2 separate regions of the Homo sapiens genome follow, and region 1 is linked to region 2. A link is an interaction called in ENCODE POLR2A ChIA-PET data of the cell type or tissue named here. Cell type or tissue: IMR-90. All regions are shown on one strand. Each heading gives the region's core, and the rest is flanking DNA. Links, peaks and the distances in the headings are about the cores only. Region 1 has its middle 56 kb from the start of LINC02670. Region 2 holds the start of LINC02670 (long intergenic non-protein coding RNA 2670).

Region 1 (8,332 bases), core at 1-8,000, 59 kb after region 2:
GCCTTTCCTGTCATCTCCATGGTGTGGGAACTAAACTGTGAAGTAGCCAGAAATGCTGTCTTTCTACGTTTTCATCTCCGCCTATTTTACCCTAACTACATTTCTTTTCATATCTTTCAGCATGCAGTCTTGGAAGAGGGAGGAGGTAATAGTATTTTGTCTCCTGAAATGAATATATAGCCATGCACAATACTAAAGTTAGAGTCAGGGCTACAGGGTGTGTTCTGGAAGCAGTGCATGCATCCAGGTCTGCAATGTTTTTCCTCTGGACAAAGTAGTACATAAGACCACCTATTTAGCAGTACATCAGACCACCTATTTGGCAAAGAATTTGGCAATCTGGACCTCAGCGGACTAATTTTGTTCAAAAGTGTCACACTCAATGGCCTCCTGCTTAGTAATACAAATTGCATTTGGAGTTGTAAAGGGCAATCTTCCATCTCTCTCAGGTGTGAGAAGGGGAATCAGGGGGCATCTAAGTGAACAGTGAAGAAGGTTGGGGATATGATGTCTGTTGACATGTCCTGGGAGAGTATACAGATGGCTTGTATTCATTTCTTATTGCTGCTTTCCACAAACTTGGTAGCTCAAAGTAACACGCATTTATTATCTTACAATATGGAGGTCTGAAGTTTACAATGGTAAAAATCAAGGAGTCAGCAGGGCGGTGTTACTTCTGGAGTCTCTAGAAGACAAGTGCCTTCCTTGCCTTTTTCAGCTTCTACAGGCCACCTGCAGTCCATGGCTCATGGTCCTTCCCCTGCCTCCAGAGCCAAAAGTGGCTGGTTAAGTCGTTTTCATGCTGCCTCTGGTTCATTCTCAACTCTTGTCTTTACATATTTCCTGGCTCCCCCTTTCTTTTATAAGAACCTTGTGACTTCATGGGCACCACCTGTCAATCCAGAACAATCTCTCCAACTCAAGATCCTTAACTCAATCACATCTGCAAGGTCCCTTTTACCATTTGAGGTCACATATTCACAGGTTTTGAGGATTAGGATTAGGATTATTTTATATATATATATAAATATATAAAAAACTTGTTATATATACATATAATATATATAATATAACATGTTATATATGTAATATGTTGTATATATAAAGTATATGGAGGAATTCTTGGCACAAGATAGGATGTATATATACATTTTATATATATACATTATATAATATTACTCTCTCTATATATATATTCTGATTTAACCCTCCCAAAGGAGGCTGGGTGTGGTGGCTCACACTTGTAATCCCAGCACTTTGGGAGGCCAAGGTGGGAGGATTACTTGAGGCCAGGAGTTTGAAGCAAGCCTAGGCAACATAGTAAGACCTCAACTTTATAACAAAACAAAACTCCCAGAGGCATTATAAGGTTGATGTAGTTATCAGACACAGGTAAGAGATGCTCACCTTCCCACTCCATCATTCCTTTTGGATTGGCCCAGTGGAAATGAACTTCTCCAGGCCTGTGCCCAACAGGGAAGGGCAGGGTCAGCTATCAGGGACAGTACGAATATTCAGTATGTGCTAAATAAATTTATTTAAGAGCTAATGTTTTATGTTTTTCCTGACGAGATATTGATGGTGGGGCAGAATTGGGTATTTCTATTTCAGTTAAAATTTTTTATTAGTATAAAACCCTATCAGTAGATGTCATTTGATCAGATGTAAAAAAAAAAAAAAATCGTAACTCTATGAAGTCCTCAACAGGAAGCTGATGTCTTTATCTGTTATTTTAATTGGAATTTATCAATATATACAAACGCATACCTGCGAGAGTTTGGAAGCTCATGCAGAAGCTCATGCAGGGGGTGGAAGATAACAGCAAGTTGGAAAGGATCCTTATTCTAAAAAAAGAAATCGCAATACTTTTCCCTCTTGCCATCCTTTTTGTCACTTTGTTCTACTTTTATTGACTTCCTGAACCGTGTATTCTGCTTGTCTGTCTATACCCCTGGTGTGCATCTGAAAAAAAATGAAGCAAATCTATTTTAGTGTCAGACAAACTTGGGTTCAAAGATGGGGTTTTGCCACTTCCTGAGTATGTTTCTAATATTGTGCAAATACCTTCACTGGGCATCAGTTTCCCATCAGTAAAATGGAGAGAAATAAGTTGCCGGTTTTGAGACAGTATTATTAAGCTTTGGTTATATTGCAGAGTAGAGGGTTGTGATATGAAACATATATTTAGTCTTGACCCTGTTTCCTGGCAGACAACTTCTAAAATCCTCAAAGTAGTGCCTTTGTGTATGTTAATAAGTTGGCTTGTGGCTGGAAGCCCCTAGAGAGCTTCAGGATGTGGCTGCTTACCAGAAAGGCCAAGGCACAATTAGAAGGTTGGGAATTTCAGCAGAACCTCTGGGAAGAGGGAAGACATCGAAGGTTTCACCAATGGCCAATGGTTTAAATAGTCACACCTATGTAATGAAAACCTCCATAGAAACTCAACAGGACAGGGTTCAGAGAGCTTCTGGATAGCTGAGCATGTGGAGGTTTCTGGAGGGGGTTGCACCCTGGGAGGGCATGGAAGCTTCACACCCCTTGCCCCATACTTCGTCCCATGCATCCTTCATCTGTATCCATTGTAATATCCCTTCTAATAAACCTAAATGTAAGTAAGTGTTTCCCTGAGTTCTGTGAGCTGCTCTAGCAAATTCACCCAACCCCGATTTACAGCAACCTGGTCAGAAGCACAGGTAAAGCCACCTAGAGCTTGTGATTGGCATCAAAAGGAGAGGGCAATCTTGGAGATTGAGCCCTCAACCTGTGGGATCTGACGCTACCTCCAGGTAGATTGTATCAGAATTGCATTGAATTAGAGGACACCCAGCTGGTGTCCACTGCAGAACTGATTGCTTGCTTGGTGTGTGGAAAATAAAATCCACATAAACCAGTCACAGAGGTCTTTAGTGTTGACTATTGGGTGAGATGAGCGAACACAAGTTTTGTTTTGTTTTGCTTGGCCTCAGAGTGGTCAAAAAATGCTGAATCTTTTTTCTGTTATTGCTAATGTTTTTATGATTAAAATGATATTCAGCTCCTTGTGTTTGAGAATTTAATAGTGCGTGGAAAGATCTTAGAACATCCAAAAAAATTATTTTATATAAATGCTACCTAGTAATACTATTGTCTTTTTGCCAATTATGGCTTTATTAACATCAGCTTATCTTTGCTTCATGGTTTCTGCCTATGTTTTTTAACCAAAGCTTTCCCTTTTCCTATCTTAGCAAAATACCCAGACTTTACATTCAATTTTCTTACATTGTGATACTTCTTGCTTCTCCTGATATTAAAACCCTTGATCCTGATCAAATCCAAATAAGCTCATAATATCTAAAAACACCCTTCAACCTAAATAGCCTTCTGGAATCAGCTTGGCCTCTGCTGAATTTCCTTTGTTCCACAGTAATGAACACCTGGTATGACAATACCCTAGGCCCTATGAATATTATGAAATCATAATGCCAAGATATCATGTGATAAGTTGTCAGTCTGTGAGCTGATGAACTTTTCCACATCCATTTCTCAGTCCTGATATAGAGCAAGGTATGACAAACTTTTTTTTCTGTAAGAGGCCAAATGGTAAATATTTCAGGCTTGGTGAGCCAGATAGTCTTTGTGGCAACTACTCAGCCCTGTAGATACGGTCCAGAAGCAGCCATAAACTATATGTAAATAAATGACATGGGAATGTGCAAATAAGACATTTTACAAAAGTAAGTGGCAGGCCAGATTTGACCTACAGCCCCACTGTGCCTACTTCTGTCTTCAATGGGGACAATATTTTCCTCACGGGAGCATAAACTGGATTTTGGTGCAAACAAATTATATTACTTTTCTACAAAGCACAGGGAATATATATATTACATATACAGTATAATATAGTATACACACACACACACACACACACACACATACACACACTCACACACATATCAGCAGTCCCCAAATTTTTTGGCACCAGGGACTGGTTTCATTTCATGGAGGACAATTTTTCCATGGACTAGGGGGTTGGGGGATTGTTTTGGGGTGAGACTGTTCCACCTCAAACCATCAGGCATTATATTTTCATAAAGAGCACACAACCCAGATCCCTCGTATGCACAGCTGACAATAGGATTCATGCTCCTATGAGAATCTAATGCCACCGCTGACCTGACAGGAGGTGGAGCTCAGGTGGTCATTTGAGCCTTGGGGAGCAGCTGTAAATACAGATTAAGCTTTGCTCACTCACCTGCTGCTTACCTCCTGCTGTGCGGCCTGGTTCCTAAAGGGTCACAGACTAGTACCAGTCCATGGCCTGGGGGTTGGGGACCCCTGAATATAGTATAAAAACAGATTATTCTGAGTTGAAGTGTCTTCCAAATGTACATACCTACCTTGATCCTTGAAAATGGGGTTGTATTTGGCAATAGAGTGTTTGTAGATGTAATCAAAGTAAGGTAAAGTTGTGTTGGATTAGGGTAGGCCCTAATCCAATGACTAGTGTCTTTACAAGAAGATGGAAGTTCGGCCGCATAAACAGAGGGAAGGTGATGTGAAGACGCACAGGTTGAATGCCCTGTGATTGGAATGGTGCATCCACCAGCCGTGGAATGTCAAGATTGCTGGTAACAACCAGAAGCTAGGAAGAGGCAGGGATGGATCCTAGAACCTTCAGAGAGAGTATGGTCCTGTCAACATCATGATTTTGAACTTCTGTCCTCTAGAACTGTGAGAGAGTATGTAAGCCCCCTAGTTGTTGGTTATTTGTTACAGCATTCCTAGGAAATGAATACACAGATACACAGTATATCTGCAGTATTTACATTGCATAGGAGTACAGAGGTGATTGGTGGAAAATGCTGAGAAACGTTTCCGGGATGACAATAATAAGTTAAGGAACACTGTTCCAGAACTGTCATTTTCTTTACCAGCTTGGCAGGGTTTCAGGCAGGAACCAAATTGTATTTTAAAAATATTAATACTTTCTGCTTCTCTAACCCTGGCTCTATGTCCACCCATGCAAACGTTGTTGATTGGGGTTCCTCTTCTACCTTTCTCTAAGGTTGCTCACACTCTTTGTGGGGGATGACCTTGTACTTCATCAGGTGGACTTGACTTTTGCCCTCTTCACCTCACTCTTCAGGAATGAAGACACAGAGCAGCCATGGTGAAACTGTTGCCTCAACATCAGGGGAGTTTGTCACCATCTCATAATGCTGACAAGTCGGGCTGTTCCAACTGTCATTCCCAACAGGAGGTGGAATGAGATATAACAGAGCTCTAATTCCAGGACACAACTGAACTTGTATTTCTACTGTGGACCAGATTATCAACCGAGTACTGTGAGCTCAATGTTATTAAGACTGATTTAGAAAGGATAAAACTGAAACTCAGAGATGCTGAAAACTTCCCCAAGGTCACATATGTTTGTGTTGTAACATAAGCTGTCAAACTCTCAATTCTGTGTTACTTTGAATCTAACATCCACATGAGATAAGGATCTAAGGGAACCCCATTGAAATCTACCATCAAAAGGGTTATGATTCTTTTAATTAGATGCTCCTGCCAGAATGAATAATGCTCAAAAAAAGCACCACAGAGATTTCTCACCAAGGAATTCTGTTGTCTGGGCACCCAAGAAATACCCTGGTGGTCAGCCACATGCACAGCAGGAAACACCTCTCTCCAGGCGTCCCAGGTTGACTTACGTTGGACCTAACTCCTGAGAATCCCCAGCTCTAATATCAGCTCCCTGTGTCCCCAAATAAGTAGCATGATTTATTCAATAAGTTTTGATTAAGAATCTTAAATATTTGAAGAAGGGGTGATGGAGGAATTAGGGAGAAGTCAAAGTGTACAAATTTACAGAATGTAGGATGAATTGTAGAGTTATGATGTAAAGCATGAAGACTATTGTTAAGGATATTGTATAATGTACATTTGCTCAGAGAGTAGATTTCAGATGCGCTTATCAAGCGCACACACACACACACACACGCACGAAGTAACTATGGAAGGTGATGGATAGGTTAATTTGCTTACCTGTGGTAATCATTTCACCATATATATGCATACCAAAACATAATGCTGTACACCTTAAATATATGCAAAAAAGAATCTTCAGTATGTTAGGCACTCTTCTAAGCCCTGGAGAAGAGGTAGTGGATTAAAAACAAATCTTGGTTCTCACAGAGCTTACATTATTATACATTATGTATGGTCATACCTCCATACATTATAGTGGGAATGGAGTAAACAGACAATAAATAAGTAAAAAGTAAAGGATGCCATAGAGTGCTACTAGTATAAGTGGTTAAGAGCATGGAACTAGACTGTGGCTCCACTAACCGAGTAACTGCAGGCAAGGTACCTTTCTGTACCTTAGCTACTGTATCTGTAAAATGAGGCTAATAGCAGAACCTACCATGTAGGATTGTTGAAAGGACTGATTGCTGGAAAACACTTAGATCTCAGCCTGGCACATATATATGGACTCATTATTATAAAGTAAAATAAAGCCAGAACTGGACCTAGGGAGTGTGGAGATGAACGATCAAGGAGAATGAGGTTTAGATTTAGAAAAAAGCTGGTTTTGAATCCTGGCTCTGCTCCTTGCTCTGTTGTCTTGAAGAAGATGTGTAATCTCTCTGAGTCTCAGCTTGTGGGGTTGTTTGTTAGGCTCTAAAATAGAAAGAACACTGTGGACCCTGTGGGTTTGAGATAGAATGAGAGGGACAGAATGCAATGGATAGAACGAAATAACATTGGTAAAGCTCGCAGTGGGCCTGAACATAGGAAAAATAAAAGATTCATGACTCTATTTTCTTCTTAACCCCTCAGCCATGGTTGGCAGCAAGCCATTCTCCAGCCTCCTGGATGTGGATGTCGAGCAGGCTTCTGGCATTCCCATGTGGCCCTAGTCCCTCCAAGAAAGCTTGGAAGAGCCATGATCAGAATCTGTCTTTTACTTGTGTCATTTAATAGAGCTCGCCTCTCCAAAGAACACGCTTTCAGAGTATCAGGGAATATCTCTATTTGTGGATAATTTGGATCTTGTGATATTCCCAGGAACCCTGGCTCCACAGTCACAATCCCATCAACACTCATTACATGAGCCTTGATGCTTCTCTGTGGCCTTAAAACCAAATAACATGACTACCTGACATGAGCACATGACCCAGAGATCAGTCTTGATGTCTGGAGAAAACCTGCACACTCTCAGTTACTTCAGGGTGGAGTCAGTGGGTTCACTCACAAGGATTTGCTAACGTGCCATTTTTTTTAAGGAAGTCAACATATTTTCTTGAAAAGTGTCTATTTGCTGAACCAGTCATTTTCTTTCCCAACATACAGGCATCCTTTGGTATACTCATTTCTTGTTAGGTCTGAAATCAGAAAATCTGCAAATTATCTCTTCTGATATCTAAGTGAAGTGAAGTTACAAGCTTAAATAAATAATAATGACAAAAATATATAATTTAAGGGTCCCAAAGTAAGTTCTGTATGGAAAAAAATGTTACGTATTCTTCTTTGTCTTAAAATTCTTTAAACATGTTCATTAAATTTGTCCTCAAGCAAGGTTATAAGAAGATAAACTGAACAGAACCATACAGAAAAGGCATGGATGCTTTTGAATTACGTAGCACTTAGTAAATCTTCAAACACCTATATAAAATCTTTAGGATTTTTCTAAACCATTTAACAACGTAACTCCTGGACTTAACCATGTGTATACTAGACACCATGCTATACCTCTGCAAAAAAAATTTTACTTTCAGATAAAAATACAGGTACACAATTGACCAGGTAATAACTGAAATCTAACAGATAAAGTACTAGGAAACCTTTTCTAACTGACAGAAAGCTACCTAGTAATATTGTTAGAGCTCACAAGTTTATCAAATTCATTGATATTTATTCCTTTCATATTATGATTGTATTAATCCATTCTCACACTGCTATAAAGAACTACTTGAGACTGGGTAGTTTATATAGAAAGCTGGTTTAATTGACTCACAGTTCCACATGACTAAAGAGGCCTCAGAAAACTTATAATCATGGCGGAAGGGAAGCAAGGCACGTCTTACATGGCAGCAAGAGAGAAGAAGAGTGAGGGGTGAACTGCCAAACACTTTTAAGTCGTCATATCTTGTGAGAAATCACTCACCATCATGAGAACAGCATGGTGGGAACTTGCCCCCATCAACCAATCACCTCTCACCAGGTCCCTTCCTCAACATGTGGGGATTACAATTCAAGATGAGTTTTGGGAGGGGACACAGAGCCAAACCATATCAATGGTTTACTCAAATTTTAGCAAGTTTTATGACTTTATGTTCAAAAAGATTGG
Region 2 (8,347 bases), core at 62-8,061:
GGAAGCTCCCTGAGGCCTCCCCAGAAGCAGATGATGTCATGCTTCCTGTACAGCCTATAGAACTGTGGGCCAATTAAACCTCATTTCTTATAAATTACCCAGTCTCAGGTATTTCTTTATAGCAATGTGAGAACAGAATAATACAGTGAGATTATGACAGAATGATTAAAAGTCACTGTGTATTTTCTGTTAGCATAACACTTCCCATTGCCAGAAAATCTTCCAAAATCATAAATCTAGCCATGCTATATTCCTACTAAAAGGCCTCCAGTGATTTCTATTCTTCACCAAACAATTCCCAACTTTTTAGCCAACTGCAAGCGGATTCTGTCCTGTCTAACTTTTTTTCCCATTCATGAGGTAATTTGGTTCATCAGATGTTTGCCTAGGCGTGTGGCCTTTGTAACTTCACTTCAGTCTCCGATTGGTTGTTTATCCAGTCATTCACTCCTTTGAGAAATCTTGAGATTGCTTATTTTTTATGAAATGGATTTAGCACCAATCAGAATTCCTTGATCCTTACACTTAACTTTGATTACAAGGTAATTACTATGCATTGGAATGTTCTTTAATTCATCCCCACCCAGATGTCAAAGCAAGAGGAACTCATATTTCCTTGTGTACTCTGAGAGACCCTGGGGAAAATGGTTTGAGGTGGGAGACTCCTTTAACAATTCCACAATTTTCTAAAACAACTCCTATTTACATATGTTTACAAAGTTGTAAATATTATATATTTATTATAATACACGTTTAGGCTGGGCACAGTGGCTCTCGCCTGTAATTCCAGCACTTTGGGAGGCCAAGGCGGGTGAATCACCTGAAGTTGGGAGTTCAAGACCAGCCTGACCAACATGGAGAAACCCCGTCTCTACTAAAAATACAAACAAAAATTAGCTGGACGTGGTGGTGCATGCCTGTAATCCCAACTACTTGGGAGGCTGAGGCAGGAGAATCACTTGAACCCCGGAGGTGGAGGTTGCAGTGAGCCGAGATCTCACCATTGCACTCCAGCCTGGGCAACAAGAGTGAAACTCCGTCTCAGAAAACAACAACAAAAAATTATAAAACTAAACTATGAGTTCTGGAGATCTAGGGACAGGAGCACAGGAGGAACAGTAAGAAGTTGTCCAGTGGACCACATTCCTTTCAAAGAAATTGAAATCAACTAATCTATGAGAAGCACCTTCTTTGCAGCTCCCTGGGGCCATCAATTGGACTCTTGATGGTTCTTCCACTCAGTGTATCATCAATCCCCTGGAAATCTAACTCAGGTCAGGGTCTTTAGAAAATTGTAAGTAGCAACCCTTGCTCAAAAACCCCAAACTGAGAAATGCTGAAACTCAAAATACTGAAGCAGCCTTCTTCATGGATGGACTGGGACACTCCAAAAAGAAAATTCTCAGTACTCTGCTAGGATGTCCTTCTGCTAGTGGTTGAGTCCATTCAGTATCCCTTAAATTAGGAAAGATATTTCACTACTTTGCAGGGCCTTCACATCATGTTAAGGTGAAGAAAACCTATCACTCTTTGTTCCTGTATGTCAACTAGAATTATCATGAGTGATAGCAACAAGATCCTGCGCTCACATTTCTTCTTATAATTGTGTGTGTGTGTGTGTGTGTGTGTGTGTGTGTGTGTGTGTGTGTGTTGTCATGGAGGGAGGTAACAAAAACCAAAAAAGCCCACTTTCTCACCGTGTCCTCACTCTGCCAGCCCCTAGTTGTATGACTTCACTCTCTGGCCTGTATTTCTAAAATTAATGAGTTACCATGAGCAGTGGTTCTCAAATATGGCTGATGACTAGAGATATTTAAGAATTGAGAGAATCACTGGTCCCTATTAAAATCTAAAAATTTACTTTCTTTTGTTTCTATGATTTCCTTCTTCTACCAGTAATGAAAAATACATTATATAAGACAATATTTATGGATAAGTAGCCATTAACCTTTCACAGTATTTTTTAGGAAAATATAAAATTGATGCTGTAGGAAAACAATCTTCCTTTTGATTTTTTCCATCATCAATGCCAGTTATGTCACTTCCTGAAGTTAGAGAAAACAAGAAGTGAGTTAAGGCAGTTAATCACGTGTCCTCTTTAAGGTAATGAAATCACCCTTACTATTTAAAAATAATCAGCGCATGCTTTAGAGTAAGCTTTCCATAGTTCAGGCAGTAAGAGAGCGAGAGAGGAAGAATCGAGCCTATTTTTCTTGACTCAGTTGGTTTGTCACTGTAAAACTTAGTTGACAAATGCTCACTGGGTACTCCTACACACTCAATAGCACACATATTATTCTTACTCAATAAGTGGAGAGAAAACATACCCTTCCAACTATGATTTTTAAATTGTTATTTTCTTAAAATAACGCTTTTTCAGTCACCTTGGAAATAGGTGCAAATGCAAATCTAAATCCCATATGCAGTAATGATTTGGTTGAAACAAATACTATTCCCTTGAGCTATGTTGGTTTGAGGGGGAAAAAATATGACTCTTCTAGTGGGAAGATTGCAATGGCTCTGCTCCTAAGGGGGAAAAAAGCCATACAGATAAGATGTTCTTATTTATAACATGTAACAAGATATGTTGCTAGACACAAGCATCTTTCTGATGACTTATCCTGCTGATCAGAGTACCAATGAGTTTATTTTCATAATTACAACAGATGGAAAACAATAAAATTATACTTTAGGCTAATGTACTCTCACCCTTATTATCCTTTTTTTTTGGTATGTGTGTCTCCCCTGAAGCTATTTTATAACAATACAAAACTTGCAGAAATATGGCACCGCAAAAGCCTGACCAGATTTTCTAATTATCTGTCATGACTCAAGAGTGCAGTAAGAAATTAGCTCTCCGGGGAGAGAAAAAACTTGATGGAACTTAAAATAATAGAAAGAATCCTATGATGTCTCTCCTCAACAAGTTGAGAAAGAAATCTGTCCATTTTTAGTGGGTTTACTAACTTGCTTTCCTTTTTTTAAAAAAATTGTAGTTTTATGTCAGCTACAAAGAGTTGTGTTAATCAGATCCCTTAACACATGACATGCTGTCATGCAAAGATTTACTCTTGTTTAATTAATTAAATTTTATTTATTTCATCCTCAATTCTATTCCAGTCCTGTCTTCTCATCACAAGCTATTAATTCTGGAATAGAATGAATGAGATGTATGTACTTGGAATACATATGTATAATTATATATCATATATATTTAACACATCTACTTCCTTAATCTCCATATTTCCCACCCTCCCATGTACTTATGTGTGTTCATGTGAACAAATAATTCTGGCCAATGGGGTATAGACAGAAGTGATATACACCTGGACCAAGAAACTTTCCACGTGCTGTTTTTTTTCTCTCTCTCTCTTTCATCATCCTTTGGATGGATAACAACAGATAGTGTTGCTATAGAAACCACCCATTGAAAATGTCAAAACCTTCATCAGCCTGGGTTCCCTGAATGACTGTGTGGATCCATTCTCTCAACACATACCAATGACTATACTCTCACATGAATAAAGGGCTTTTTGTTTATTAACTCACTGAAATGTTAAAGTTTATCTGTACTTACCTCACTGTTTATTTCACTATAAGGAATCATGAGGTTTACATGGTCTACGTTGCTGACTTTGTCAACTAATTTTTGTCTATTGTAATTCAGTTAGAATGCCTGGAAAGCCAGTCTGTAAGAGAGACAACAGAAAGCCAACTGAAGTTTTCTCTTAATCTGGCTCATTGTCACAGTGTTGGAGGCTGGATTTTATGAGAATCTTAGGTGTTCTATTGATCATTCACCCATCAATTGCACAGAGCACTGAGTCTGCGTTAGCAGCTTAAGGCAAACTGCTTTAACCAAAATAAATTGTATTAATATGGCAACATCATTTGCCTTGAATACTTTAACAGTCAGTAGGTAAGAACATTTGAAAAGAACCTATTCAAAAGATCAAGTGACACCTTGTTTCTTGAAAAAAAAAAAAAGCAAAACAAAGACAAGCTCTTCGCCAAACTAAATTACAGAAACATATGTTAGGGAACGTGTCACTACCCTACATCTACTTATTGCGCAGGAGGACCCCAGATATTTAGATGGCTTTGGAATTCTCAGAAATATTGGACATGGTAATACTAGAGTTTTCCATGTGTTGGAGCTGATAGTGTATTTTCTATTTGTTTTTAATGGATTTTAATTTTTAGGATAGTTTAAGAGTTACAGAAATATTGAGGGTAAAGTACAAAGAATTTCCATAGACCCCATCTCCCCCATACCCTCACTTTTCCCTATTATTCCCATCTTGCATTAGTGTGGTATATTTGTTACAACTGAGGAAACTATATCGATATATTATTATTAACTAAAGTCCATGTTGACATTGGGTTTCATTCTTTGTGTAGTAGTACAATTCCGTGGGTTTTGCCAAATGCAAAATATCCTGTATCCACCATTACAGCATCATACAGAACAGTGTCATTGCCCTAAAAATAGCCTGTGCCCCAGGTATTTCCCTCTTCTCCCCCATAACCCTGGCAAACACCAATCTTTTTACTATCTGTACAGCTTTGTCTTTTCCGGAATGTTATATACCTGGAATCATACAGCATTTAGCCTTTCCACATTGGCTTCTTAAACTTAGTAACACACAATTAAGGTTCCTTTGTCTCTTTTTGTGGTTTGATAGATCATTTCTTCTTATCTCTGAATAATATTCCATTGCATGGATGTACCAGAGTTTGTTTATCCATTCACCTATTCACCTATTGAAGGATATCTTGATTGCTTTCAATTTTTGGCAATTATGAATAAACCTGCTATAAACTTTTATGTGTAGGCATTTCTATGGACATAACATTTTCAATTCATTTGGGTAAATACCTAAGAGCACAATTGCTGGGTTGTATAGTAAAACTATGTTTGGCTTTGTAAGCAGCTGTCAGATTGTTTTTGACAGTGGCTTCACTATTTGGCTTTCCCACTAGATGTGAATGACAGTTTCTGTTGCTCAACATCCTCACCCACATTTGATGTTGTCAGTGTTTTGATTTTTTTGCCATTCTAATAAGTGTAGTGGTATCTCATTGTGGTTTTAATTTGCAATCTCTAACGAATGTACAGTGTTGAGCACCTTTTCATATGTGTATTTAACATTTGTCTATCTTCTTTGGTGAGTTGTCTGTTTAGATTTTTTGCCCATGTCTAATTGGGTTGTTCTCCTATTGCTCAGTTATAAGAGCTGGTTGTAGATTTTGGAAACAAAGTCCTTTATCAGATACATGTTATTCAAGTATTGTCTTTCTCTCCCAGCCTGTGGCTTATCTTTTCTTTCTCTTAACAGTGTCTTTCAGAAACAGATGTTTTTAATTTCAATAAAGTCCAACTTCATTTTCTCTTTCATGAAGCATGCTTTTGCTATTGCATCTAAAAAGTCATTTCCAAATCTGAGGTCCCCTAGATAGTCTCCTATGTTATCTTTTGGTACTTATTTTTAATCTAAAAATATTTTATAATCGTTATACCATTGGGGATAGTAGAGTCATAAGTTTATGATTTACATCACTGATTTTATGTAATTTTGATTGGTGCACCACATTTTTGATATGTACAGTATTTCCCTACTCTGAGAAGTAGTGATATATTTGTTGGAAATGGGTACATGCTTTTTTATACTAGATTAAATCTGTCCATTTCTTCTGAGTCCTTCAGGGAATCTCCTGAGAGTAGGGCAGCACACTTTTATTCTTGGGAAGAGAGGAAAGCATACCTGCTATGGAACCATAATGTTGGTCACTTTATACCTCCAAAGTCATGCCCATCGTCATATCTGATTTACTGAAAGCTTCCCGTTATAAGAGGGGAACATACTCTACCTGATTCAATGATTGGCAACTGCAGTGAATGAACTGCTGATGTCTTCCCCAAGGAAGAGCTCAAACATCATCAATTAGCAGAGATGGCGGAAGGAAAGATCCATCTTCTCTACGATACGTCTGAGAGAGGAAGGAGACGAAGCTACACCGTCCTCACCCTTGCTAGTTGTAATGTGCATCTTTGAAGAGAAGGAGGCAGATACTAGCAATGGAAAAACTATCCCTGGGAAGTCTATGTTTATCTTTGAAAATGTGGCTGTATAATAAAGCACAGTAAGCTTAGTTTTTTCAATGTAACACTCTAAAAAGCTACTCATTCATTTTGAAGTTGTTGTCATTGCTCAAGATATTCTTAGAACTATTGTTTGGAATTAGACTTTTTAAGGTGTTTACAAGAGGTACAAGAAAAATAATTCAACTTGTTTTTAAATCATGCCTCCAAATAACAACTATTGAAAGAATAAATTAATAAACTTAATTTTAAAACCTAAAATCAATAAGCTATTGACTTTTTCAGCAGTAAAATAAAATAAAAAATCAAGGTATAATTATATGATAGAATTAATGATTAGAAAATTAAGATACTGCAAAGATCTACAAGAAACTACATGTTTTTTGAACGCTTATTTTCCATTAAATGGAGTAATAATGCAGTTTTCTTCCTTGTTTACCATATCTCATACTGTTTTCCCTTATTTTTTGTTTCCTTTTCCACCCAGACTGACACTTTTTTACCTCACCAGTAACTACAGTATTGGCTAAAGTTCCAGAACCTTATTCCTCCCTTAAATAATTACAAAGAATCTAACATTCTGTGAGGTTACTTACTCCCATTACAACACTAAACTACTCTCCAAATGGAGTCAGTGCTATTAGAACTCATTTCCTTGAAGTCTATTTCGCTTTTACTTTTTCAGCCAACTCACTCTCCCTCCCTAATTTGGATTATAAACTCAGGGGAAGGGACAGTGTCTTACCCTATATCAACTAGGTGTTCAATGAATATTATTATTATTATTATTAAAATTCATAATGATGCCAGGCTTGGCCTAATCAATTTTAATTCAGCTTAATCTCTTTCAATTAAGTTTAATTTAGGAGGTGCTGCCCTGATATTTTTCTTTTACCTAGATTTCTAATTTACTTCTGCAATAGGCTCCTCCTTTCATCTTTTTTTTCTTGCCTCATAAATTTCTTCTACAGGCAAGATGTTTTCTTTATGCCATTGCTAAGGTGCATTTTATCTGACAGATGCTTTTAAAAGAGACTGCTTTCCTTGCCTATTCTAAAGCATTATGCACAGCTTTTTGTATTAAAGCTAATTTTTCTCCCAGTGAATTGAAAAAAGCTGACTGAAACAAACTCACCTCTAGGCAGTTACGGTTCATATTAGCAAGTGGGAAGGGTATCTGATGAGCAGTTTCTGTGCTTTGGAGAAAGTGCTCCTGTAGCTGTGTGGAAGATGGATTAAGCTGTGCAAGAGTAGAGACAACAAGATCTGTTTGGAGGCTACTGAAATTATCCATGTTAGTGTAGCAAGAGATTGTCCAAAGCTCTGACAGTAATGATAGAGAGCTTTCAGTATATACTTTGAGAAAGGTGACCAAAGAGAACTTGCTGATGACAGGGAGATGTGAAAAGCCGATCTGAGCAGCGGGTGATACAGGAGAAGCAGGGGCAATGGCGAGTGTTCTGGGTACCACTAGTTTAATAAATAAAGACTTGGAAGTGTCCGGGCCTGGTGGCTCATGCCTGTAATCCCAGCACTTTGGGAGTCCAAGGTGAGAGGATCACTTGAGGCCAGGAGTTCAAGACCAGCCTGGCCAACATGGCAAAACCTCGTCTCTACTAAAAATACAAAAATTAGCTGGGCGTGATGGCCCATGCCTGTAATCCCAGCTACTGGGGAGGCTGAGACAGGGGAATCGCTTGAAGCCAGAAGGCGGAGGTGGCAGTGATCCACGATCACATCTCTGACCTCTAGCCTGGGCAGCTGAGTGAGACCCTATTTCAAAGACTTGGAAGAGTTGAGGATCACCTTTCCTTAGGAAAGAATAGTACCCTCTAAAGGGAATGGCTGGGTAAAATACTGAAGATGGCTGAGGCTGGAAGTATAGAAAATGCCAATATTTATGGAGATAAATAAAGAAATACAAATTCAAGAAGTATACCGAGTAGCAGTGAACAGAAAAATAGGACAATGAGGAAAACATCTGGTTATGTAAGCCATCTGGTATTTTATCATCAGAGGCTCTGGAAAGGGAGAATTGCACATGATTCTGAGCCTCTAGGGTGTGCTCTCTGTCAAGAGAGGGAATTCACTTAAAAGGCACTATTAACAGGGCTGATATGTGGCTAGGGGGCTGTAGCTAGCAAGCAGGCTCTGGTACCTCTCTACAATAGTTTGAGGTTAGCATCCGTTCTGATATGTCAGCCTGTGCAGTGTTACATATTTATAATATCGCTGGACTGTAAC

What was found. Peaks named below come from ENCODE experiments on the same cell type or tissue, not always from the same donor. Only the 100,000 strongest peaks of a DNase experiment are listed, where the experiment ranks them.
Region 1: POLR2A ChIA-PET joins it to region 2 with 13 read pairs; 4 of 35 experiments call an interaction of 5 or more read pairs at or near these places.

Annotation. Positions count from the first base shown.
Region 1 is chr10:9,998,351-10,006,682 of GRCh38, reverse strand. No RefSeq gene overlaps it. Among named protein-coding and RNA genes, the nearest start is that of LINC02670, 56 kb to the left of the region's middle. In IMR-90, for the core only: no CTCF peak of the experiment used is centred there; no DNase peak of the experiment used is centred there.
Region 2 is chr10:10,056,994-10,065,340 of GRCh38, reverse strand. LINC02670 (long intergenic non-protein coding RNA 2670) reads right to left here and starts at 6,619. Exons shown (of 4, transcript NR_120636.1): 1 at 6,543-6,619; 2 at 5,872-6,050; 3 at 3,578-3,689; 4 at 1,839-2,045. In IMR-90, for the core only: no CTCF peak of the experiment used is centred there; no DNase peak of the experiment used is centred there.